Regions from separate parts of the Homo sapiens genome. Here region 1 is linked to region 2. Evidence: chromatin loops called from intact Hi-C (ENCODE). Cell type or tissue: endothelial cell of umbilical vein. All regions are shown on one strand. Each heading gives the region's core, and the rest is flanking DNA. Links, peaks and the distances in the headings are about the cores only. Region 1 has its middle 150 kb from the start of LINC01748. Region 2 overlaps LINC01748 (long intergenic non-protein coding RNA 1748).

What was found. Peaks named below come from ENCODE experiments on the same cell type or tissue, not always from the same donor. Only the 100,000 strongest peaks of a DNase experiment are listed, where the experiment ranks them.
Region 1: it touches region 2 in a loop (8-fold over the local background); 1 of 110 quality-filtered maps calls a loop at or near these places.

What each region holds. Positions count from the first base shown.
Region 1 is chr1:60,467,927-60,473,317 of GRCh38, forward strand. No RefSeq gene overlaps it. Among named protein-coding and RNA genes, the nearest start is that of LINC01748, 150 kb to the right of the region's middle. In endothelial cell of umbilical vein, for the core only: no CTCF peak of the experiment used is centred there; DNase peaks (open chromatin) are centred at 2,625 and 3,115; H3K27ac peaks cover 2,028 bases.
Region 2 is chr1:60,571,422-60,576,812 of GRCh38, forward strand. The region is part of intron 4 of LINC01748 (long intergenic non-protein coding RNA 1748); the gene reads right to left. Among named protein-coding and RNA genes, the nearest start is that of LINC01748, 49 kb to the right of the region's middle. In endothelial cell of umbilical vein, for the core only: no CTCF peak of the experiment used is centred there; a DNase peak (open chromatin) is centred at 2,450; H3K27ac peaks cover 1,347 bases.

The DNA.
Region 1 (5,391 bases), core at 254-5,253, 100 kb before region 2:
GGTATGGCTAACCCAGGAAGCACAACTGAAGGTATAAAGAACCTTACATTATTCCAGGTAATAGATAATGAGAGACTGAACTAAAGTAATGACAACAGGAATGCAGACGTGGGGACAGAAGAAGAGATAACTGGGGGTGAAGGAACTAACAGTATAAAGAGATTCCTCAAAATTGGTGCCTGGGTATTTAAATATAAGAAATAATTATTGCCAATTAAATTATTATTTTTCTTAATCTATCATTTATGGACATGTATATAAGCATATTTTTTATTAAAAATACATCCTGTGTCCAATCAACTACCCAAATATTAGATTACTGCTAAATAACAAACCAGCTCCAATACTTAATTGCCTAAAACTACAACCATTTTATCATATCTCATTATTCTGTGGGTTGACTGAACTCAGTTCAGCTAGACAGCTCTAATCACAAGATGTCGGCTTGAGCTGTAGTTATCTGGGTCTTGACTGGGCTGCAACATCCAAGATGGGTCACTCATGTCTGGTACTGCTGCTGGCTGTGAGCTGGGAGCTCAGCTGGAGATGTTGAAGGCAGCACCTCATTTTCTTTCACATGGCTTCCCCATGTTGTTTGAGCTACCACAAGAAAGGAAGTAGAATATGCTAGACCTCTTAAGTCCTGGGCTTGGACTTCCTTGGTTACCACTCTAAATACCTTCTCTTTGGCATGGCCAGTTTCAAGCATAGTCAAGATTCAAGGAGAAGGTAAATAAGTACCACCTCTTGATGTGAAGAGCAGCACACACACACATAAGGAGGGAAAGATTGTTTGGGGCCATCTTTGGGGACAGAGATTGGTTCTCAAATGATTCAAATTGAAGAAACTGGCTTGAAAATATTCTCCCTTTCTAATGACTAGGGATCCAAAGTCCACATCAAAATATAATTGGTCATTATCCACTTATATTCTTGGGCAATCTCCTCTAGTCCCATGTATCCACTATTTCCAATGCTCTGGTCATTGCTGAAATAGTATTTTCTCCTGAGATCTAGACTCTTATACACAATGGCTCTTTCAACTGGATCTTCCACAGACAGATCAAACTCTTCAATATGCCTAAACCAAAGTTATCCTCCTCCTCCTCTTCCATTCTGAACAACCCACCCCTGAAAGAATCCACTATGTTTTCCTCCTGGGTTTTTTGCCTTCATGCATGGTGCTTCTGTTCACCCTTCTGTCTGAGTCAGTGCTTCTCAAACTTTAATGTGCAAAGCGATCACCTAAGAATCCACTTAAAGTGCAAATTCTGATTTGGTACTTCTGGAGTGAGGCCCGGGATTCTACATTTTAACAGGTTTCCAGATCATGTCAATGCTGCTTGTCCATGAGGTGTAAATGTCAAAGTCACAGAATTTGAGTTTATGTAAAACATTGTTGCATCTCCCTTTTCTTTCAAACACCATCAGTCACCAAATCTTGTCAATTATTCCTTCTAAATTTATCTCAAATCTATTCCTTCCTGACTTCTCTAATCTCTTTTATCTAGTCTGGTCTGAGCAATTGCAGCGAGCTCCTCACTTAGCTATCTGGCCCCATCTCATCTATAATGTATCCTATAGAGTGTTTTCAAGACTATCTTTCTCATGCGAAAATATGATTATGCTACTAATTGTCTCTGCTTCACATTTTCCCATGCATCCTGCAGAGTAAGAAATAAACTCATCTGAATATCGTGCCCCTACTTTTGTGCTCAGCCTTGTGCCCTGCCACTCCTGCAACACTTCACTTTAACTTCCCCTTTCCCCCACCCCCAGCACATGTGCACACAACACACACACAGTCTGTGCCACAGAACACAGAGTGATCTTTCCTAATATCCTGGCCTTGCTACATGCTATTTCCCTACCTATAACGCAACTCATCCTTTAAATATCAATTAAAATATTCTCTACTTCAGGATGTCTTCTCTGACCCCCAGGGATAAGTTAAGAACTCTTTCTCCTAAATGCTCATTGCACTTTGTAAGTACCATCACTAAAAGCAATCTTTCTTGGTTGTTGTTTGTTTCCATGTTTCTTTTCCCACTAAGCCATATGACCTTTGAGAGCAAACCACAACTTCCCAACTTTGTATTCCTGATGACTAGCCCCAACTCAAAAATGATTATGATTGTACATAGTAATAAGTAAATTAAATAAGTGAATAAACATACATCAACATTTGATAATATCAGTAAAGTTAGATTTTAGTCCAACACAAAAAGGAATTTTATTGCAACTAAATCTTTTGTGTTCTTTGTGCAGTAATGTGCTTCCCTGCCAAGGGAAAAATAGGCAGTCATCATATAAAAGGAAATTCTAATTTGAATGTATATTTTAACTATATAACTTTTCAACTTCCTTCCAATTATGAGATTATATGATGTAAGATGAATTTGAGAAGGATGTTCATTTTTGAATGATTTCTAGACCATGTAATAATTTCCTTCTAAACTATTATAGGAAGGACTAGAGGAAATTCCAGATTTGTGACACATAGAGAGATAGCAGTTCTATCTCCCGTATTTTCAACTGTATGTTATTTAAAGTTCCTTGAAACAAATTTCAATTATCAACATTTCCCTGACATATCTTCCACTAAAACAAAAGTTTTCCAGCTCAGCAGAAAGACCCACATTCCTGTAGTTTCAGGAGGCAGGGTGATGTGGACTTGATTTTTACTTTTCTCATCAATTCTATTCTGTAAGTTTTGTAAGAATCTTTACTCTTCAAAACAGCTAAGAAGTTGTTGCCAGAAGGAAAAACAGAATTTATGAAATCACAGTCTCAAAGAACAGAAGATACTCTCAAGAGACACTTTTTTAATTTGGGTTATGACATTAAATCTATTATAATGACCACTTTTAGGCTCTTCTTCATAGGAAAAACTGCAGATTTCCTTCCAATTTGATATTTGAATAATTATTCATCAGTCATTAGGTTTAAAAACATCATGGCTAACTGAACTCTCTCAATTTATTTATTCAACAATTATACCAAAAAATTAAGTACTTAAAAATTTTACTTATTGTTTGATGTACATCATGAGGATATACAAACAAGACACAAGTCTTGCCAAGAAGAGATCAAAGCCAGTTTGTTAAATGGCAACTCAGGGACAACTACAAAGTCTTCTTATACTAGTTCACTAAGAGACTAAATCAATGAAAGGCTCTTTCACCACATTAATTTTTTTTTATTTTACTTTTGTCCTTGATCATTTAGATGATTGAATGTGCTTTCCCTTTATTGTGTGTCTGTGTGTATGTTATTTTAACCTCTGTCTAGTAGTGTGTATTAGTCAGTTCCCATGCTGCTAATAAAGACATACCTCAGACAGGGTAATTTATAAAGAAAAAGAGGTTTAATGGACTCACAGTTCCATGTGGCTGGGGAGGCCTCACAATCATAGCAGAAGGTGAAGGAGAAGCAAGACACATCTTACATGGCAGCAGGCAAGAGCGCATGTGCAGAGGAACTCCCGTTTATAAAACCATCATATCTAGTGAGACTTATTCACTATTACAAAAACAGTATGGGCAAAACCCGCCCCCACAATTCAATTACCTCCCACCAGGTCCCTCCCATGACACCTGGGGATTATGGGAGCTACAATTCAAGATGAGATTTGGGTGGGGACACAGCCAAATCATATCATGGTGTATAACTGCCCTCCCTATACCTTCATCTCCGGATTAGCCACAGAGATCTTTTGACAATTACTTTAAATGGAGTCTAGGAGAGTTTACCACAGACATGTTTTCTCCAGGGCAAATGCTAGACCAGGGGCAAACCAAACATACTGCAATAATTTGGTGAGTTAATTTTTGGTGAGTTTTGGAAAATTGAATTTTAAGAAGTTAACATTATAGCTATCATCAAGGATCTCACCATTTAGTCAAAAGAAACAAAGGAATAAACCAATAAGAACAACAGAAGCATGTTCCTCAAAGTGCCATCCCTGCATCATTATTCACAATAGCCAAGATATGGAAATTAAGTGTCTGTGTCTGTGAACAGATGAATGGATAAAGAAAATGCAACAGACAGACACACACGTACACACACACACACACACACAGAGAGAGAGAGAAATATTATTCAGCCTTAAAAATGAAATAAATTCCTACCATTTGTGAAAACATGGCTGAATCTGGAGGACATTATACTAAGTGAAATAAGCCAAACACAGGACTATAAACACTGCATGATCTTACTTATATGTGGAATCTAAGAAATTTGAACTTAGAGAGTAGAAGTGTGATTACCTAGGGTCACAGGGTGGGGAAACAGGAGAGATATTGGTGAAAGGATACAAACTTTACATATATAACATGGTGACTATAGTTAATAACATTGTCTTGTACCCTTGCAATTTGCTAAGAAAGTGGATCTTAAGTGTTCTCACCACACATATACATACACAAATGTAACTGTGAAGTAATAGATGTATTAATTAGCTTGATTATGATGATCATTTCACAATGTGTATTTACATCAAAGCCTCACTTTGTACACCTTAAATATATGCAACTTTTATTTGTCAATCATACTTTAATAAAGCTGAACAAAATAAAAATAATTTTAGATTTTTTAATTTAAAAAAAGTGTGGTCCCCTAACTAACAGTATTAGCATTCTTGGGCAGAGTGCAAATTCTAAAGGCCCACCTCAGATCTATTGAATCAGCAACTCTGAAAACAGGGTCCAACAATCTCTGGTTTAACAAATGTCCTCCAAGTTATTCTGATAATAGCCATGTTTGAGAACCCTTGTGATAAGGTTTGAGAAATGTTTTGGTAGAGGGACATTTCAGAGCACTGTATGGAGCCCAGGAGGGGCAATTAACCCAGCACTGAGAACTCAAGGCAGGCTTCACAGGAAAGGTTAGCACCTGACAATTTTTATCATTGAATTCACCTTCTTCTAGTCCCTTAAATTCTGCCAGGTTTGCTAGCAATAATACTATGTGATTTGAGTTTCTTCATAAGTTGCTTCTCTTGACTACTTTCTGGTGGCTTTAAGAATAATTTGAAACACAGGAAACATGAATTTAGTAGCAAAAAAAAAAAAAAAAAAGAGAAAAATGGAGCTGATGTAGACCGTATTGGAATAACCAATGTTTCTTTAATGCCACAAATGCAAAAAGCTTAGGCTTTGGGACCAATTAACCCTGAGTTAAACTTGTCAGATATGGAAAATAAAAACATAACATGTACATGTCCAGTTACATCTAGATGTCAGGAAAAAATGAATAGTTTTTAGTATAAATATGTGCCATGCAATAATTTGGATTTACTTATACTAAAAAATTATTCTTTTTTTTTACCTGAAATTCAAAACTGGGTGTTTTATATTTTATCTGGTAACCCTATCCTGGATTCAAGTC
Region 2 (5,391 bases), core at 214-5,213:
AAAATGACTTGACATAATTTTAGGAAGATCACTATGACTATCTTGGGGAGAATAGATTGTGGATTGTAAGGATTCAAAAATCCAAGCAAGGACAAGATCTGGATGTCTCATAATAGTCCAGGAGAGACATAATGGTGTCTTGACCTAGGGTGGTGATGGGGAGAGGTTGACAGAATCAGGATATATTTCAGACTTACATGTGGATAGGATATGATGGGAGGAGAAAAAAATCATGGAAACATTTTAGAATATGAACTTAAATAACTGAATAGGGAGTGGCGCCATCAATGACAATGGAGATGATTTTGGTGGGGGAATCAAAAATTTGTGTTGAGGCAGGAAAAGTTTGAGATGCCAAGTGGAAACGCCAAGTGACAGCTCAGATAAAAGCCAAGGTCAAGTTATTGACATGTAGATGTATGTAAAGCCACGAAAATGATAATTATCTTCAAATGCTTGCTGCAAAAGGAATTAGATATATTTGTAGTTGCTTGTGGCAATGATACCCAGACATTGGTTGCTTGATAAAGCATTTTGAAATTTTAGATGTCCTGGTTTCATTCCAAGCTTTTATGACTCAGTAGATTTGGGATTTTTATTCATGGTTCAGTAAGTGGTGTGTGTGTGTGTGTGTGTGAGAGAGAGAGAGAGACAGTGAGAGAGAGAGACAGTGAGAGAGAGAGACAGTGAGAGAGAGAGAGAGAGAGAATCACTGTTTTACAGGGAAGATTCAGGATAAGTGAATAAAGTTAATATCCTCTGACCCTTTGGTGAGAATTGCAGGAGCAATTTTAGAATCCCTGCATTAATAGCAGAGAGCTTGAACTAAAATACACTTTGGATACCATTTCTTTGTCTTGGTTCTCCAGCTTAAAACACTATTTTGGCAATTACTCTGCAACTTATTCTATAGCATGCATGGCCACCCCCAGATACTCTGTATCCCTTTTGTACACCTTTTCCATAGGTAACATGATAGATTTATGCAAGAGTCCTAATGCGGAGTTAGCAAACTCTGTCGAAAGGATCAGAGAGTAAATATTTTAGGCTTTATGGGATATATGGTCTTGTCACAACTATTCAACTGTGCTCTCGTAGTGGAGAAAAAAGGCAATAAGTAAATGAATGAGCATGGCTATGTTCCAATAAAACTTTATTTAAAAGATCAGGCATGGACAAAGATTTGACCTGTAGGCCATAGTTGCCAACCCCAGATCTAATGTATGGTGCTGGGTATGAGAAAAGTGCCTAGCGGTAGCCCTTATGTACAGATGATCTCTAAAGCCTGGATTTAGTTGGAGCACTTTGCCAATGTTCTTGAACAAGTACTATATTTTATATGATTTTGACAACACAAAATAAGAAAGCAGGATTAGATAGGCAAGTTCAAATTGAGGATAAAAGCTGATATTGCTCTTTCTGCATATTATGAGCTGTGGATTAGCACTGTATTAGAAAAAAGTTTGAAACTGGGAGGTGATGTACTACTTAGACATGCTGCTCCTTAGTTATGTGGCTCAGGCAAGCTACTTATCTTTTTTAAGTCCAAGTATTTTTTTTCCATTAAGTCTACATAATAATATAACATATCTTACTGGCTTCTTGTGATGATAAATGATACAATAAGTGAAAGACACAACATAGTCCCTAACAGAGCAAATACTCTAAAGTCATAATTAGATGCAGATACAATTGTACACTTAAATATGGAAGGACATAATTATTGGTATATGAAGGGACATAGGAATAAATATAGACATGGATGAATGGTGAAATCATAAGCTAGCTCCTGGTCACTGCAAGTGTTCAAGTGGAGACTGAAGAGTCATTATTTACAAAAGAACAAGTTGTACCAGGAAATGCTCTGAGTTTCTAATTTTAAATTTGCAACGTAATGACAGAGTCAGGATGCTTACCCACTGTTGGATACTTTCAATTAAGTTTTCATGTCAGGGCTAGGTTGGATATTTTGCATCATATGGAGGCAACACTCTGCAGGAAGAAGCATGGACTTCAGCATCAAACACACATGAGCTTGAACTTTCAGCTCTACTATTCTACTATCTGTTGGCATTAAGCCTGTTGATTCACCTATTTTAATTATTCAAACGGGGTCAATATCCCTAAAAGGACTAAATTAGGTAATAAAGTAACTGGCACATAGTAGATAATGACACTTTCCTTCCCAGCATTTTTTTTTTTTATTCTGAATACCCCCTGTACACTCTAAATAAGGTTCTCACCTTAGGTTTTCCTCTTCATCCTTCCATTTTCTTCATCAGGAGCAAAATTAAGTTTCTATCAAGTGCTCACTGACATTACCCTGGCATCTGAACTATCCAATGTGACATACACAAAACTTTAATGTGTAGACATGCTAATCAGAAGGGAAATGTCAAATCTGCATACATTTCAAATGACCCAACAATATTTACCTTAGAGCTACGTCTCCTATTTTTCTGACAATTGCCTCATTGAGGAAGTGACTCATGCAGCATACCAAGCCCCATTCCATCTGAGAACTTTACCTCCGACTGGTTTGAAAGCATCAAAAAGATGAATGTCACTGCCTTGCAGTTAGTAAGGAGGCTAATTTGATTTGACAAATGATGCTGATTTTGAAGGGGTCACTAATCATTAGAACTACCGAGGACAAAGAGTGCCTTGAAGCTGGATAAAAATTGAATATTTAAACAGTTTGTTATGCAAATTTACTTTCTACCTGTCAGGAGTGTGTAAAGCACAGGGTTAGAGAGTTTGTGGTAAGGCCATCCCTAGGCTGATGACTTCTCTGCACAGTCTGTCCTCACCACCCAGAGGTCTAGTGGCCCAAAGCCCTTGGATCTGCAACTCCTGCTCACCCAGGTGGAGGGTGAGGTGAGCACAGCTCCACAAGGAGTTCAGAGCCTCCACTTCTCAATCTCTCACTATCCCTTCTCCATGGCCATCAAAAAAATGAAGAGTGAGCTGAGTTAAAATCCAGTTCACCCGAAATGCCAACTTCCAGATTAGCAAATAACCCCTCATGGCCCCAAAAGAGAGAAATCCGGAGCTTTATGAAGGCTACACTGACATTCTCAAGGAACCTCAGCATTTTGAAGCAACAGGGCCTCCTTCTTGTCTCTAGTATCTACAGAAAAGCCTTTGTCTCCATAGCTACTCATTCTCCATTTTAATTAGAGGCTTTATTTTGTTTTGTTTGTTTTGTTTTGAAGTTTTATTATAAGTTCAGGGGTACATGTGCAGGTTTGTTTTATAGGTAAACTTGCATCATGGGGGTTTGTTGTACAGATTATTTCATTACCGAGATATTAAGCCTAGTACTCATTAGTTATTTTTCCTTATCCTCTTCCTCCTCCCACCCTCCATCCTCAGGTAGGCCTCAGTGTGTGTCGTTTCCCTCTATATGTCCATGTGTTCTCATCATTTAGCTCCTACTTATAATTGAGAACATGTGGTATTTGGTTTTCTGTTTTGCATTAGTTTGCTGAAGATAATGGCCTCCAGCTCCATTCATGTCTCTGCAAAGGACATGAACTCATTTTTTTTTAATGGCTGCATAGTGTTCCATTAACATCCTCATTCCAACTGATCATTAGAGAAATTCAAATCAAAACCAAAATGAGACACCATCTCACATCAGTCAGAATGGCTATTATTAAAAAGTCAAAAAATAACTGATGCTGGTAAGGTTGTGGAGAAAGAGGAATGTTTATACACTGTTGGTAGGAGTGTAAATTACTTTAAGCATTTTAGAAGACAGTGTGGTAATTCCTCAAAGACCTAAAAACAGAAATGCCATTTGACCCAGCAATCCCATTACTGGGTATATACCCAAAGGAATACAAATTATTCTATTACAAAGACTCATGAATGCGTATATTCATTGCAACACTATTCACAATAGCAAAAGCAGGGAATCAACCTACATGCCCATCAGTGATAGACTGGATAAAGAAAATGTGGTTTCTTTTGTTTTTAATCAAAAGTATCCTCAAGGATATTTGCTTCCTCACATATGCCCCACACAGTGACTGCCCCTTTGTACTCACTCACTGAGAAAGTCCTTTGTCTTTTTTGGTCACACTGCAGCCCTCTGTCCACTCTGTACTCTGTGTGACGTGAGGGCAACATTCAGCCCCTTTTCATTTAGGTTTTCTCAAACATTGCCATGAAAATGAAAGGTTTGACCCCAAAGCCCAAACTTAGGTTTCCTGACATTGGGCAATATTCCTGTAACATTGCCTTGAGCATTTCCATATCTGTAGTAGGGCAGAGGTAACACATGTTAATCTCACTTCCCATATTGTGTTTCCTACACTCAATTTATGATCATTGAACTGGTTGTGGAGGGCCTTCTGAGCCATTGTGAGAAATGGAGCACTACCCTGAGTGAGATAGGAAGCCAAGGGAGAGTTCTGAGCAGTTTCTTATTTTAAAGCTTGTGGACAACACTATTTCTTCAGAGGGCCATTGTGAAATAATGTATGTAAAACACATAGCACAAGGCCTGTTACATAATTAGTACACAATAACTGTGCGCTGCTGCCTTTATGAACATTAAATTCATAGCCGCTTTACCTTGGCCTTTTTATTTTATTTTACTTTTTCTTTTGGTGTAAGGGAGGGTACATTATAAATTGAACAAATGTCCTTGCTCTTGTAAGACTGATATATATTTCTGAATAGTCTGACAAAAATCTAACAGTTCTAGACTACACATGCTTTTAGCAACTGAACCAAAGCCAGATTCTTGTTTTTAATATCTTCACTCTGGGAGCTAAAAGAACATCTTGTGACTAAAGGGAAGTTAAAGCCCAGTATGATTGGCCTTTGCCCGTTAATTCAATTAATAAATGTATATGGAACACACCTATAAGGTACAATGGCTTTGAAACCAAAAGTCCTGTTCAAACGTCAGCACTGCTTTTTATGTTATTGTGTCTGCGAACTTGTCACTAGATTTCTCCAAGTCTGTTTCCTCACCTTCAAAATGGGAACACTTTAAAAGAGGCTTCGTTGTAGGAATTTAAAAGACAAAAGAATATAGTATCTCTCAGTGGGCAAGATCAAAGATCATAGAATAATAATAATTTTTAAAGTGTGCCCATCATGTAGGTATCTCTAAATGAACAAATAAAATAATTTGAATCAAAGTTATGCTACCCTAAAAATTTTAATTTTGACAATTCAACATCTATTAGTATAATAACCCTGCTAATCCTTGCAGAGGATATAAACTTAAATAATGTCTGGCTTAGCTAGGGCATTTCAGGGCATGGTCGCAGCTCAGCAAAGCATGCTGTGTAATACATCAAGAGGTAACTCTAGGTTACGACCTCAGGTCTCATGGAGCTGGTATCTAAACCAATCCATCCCACAAGCCCATAT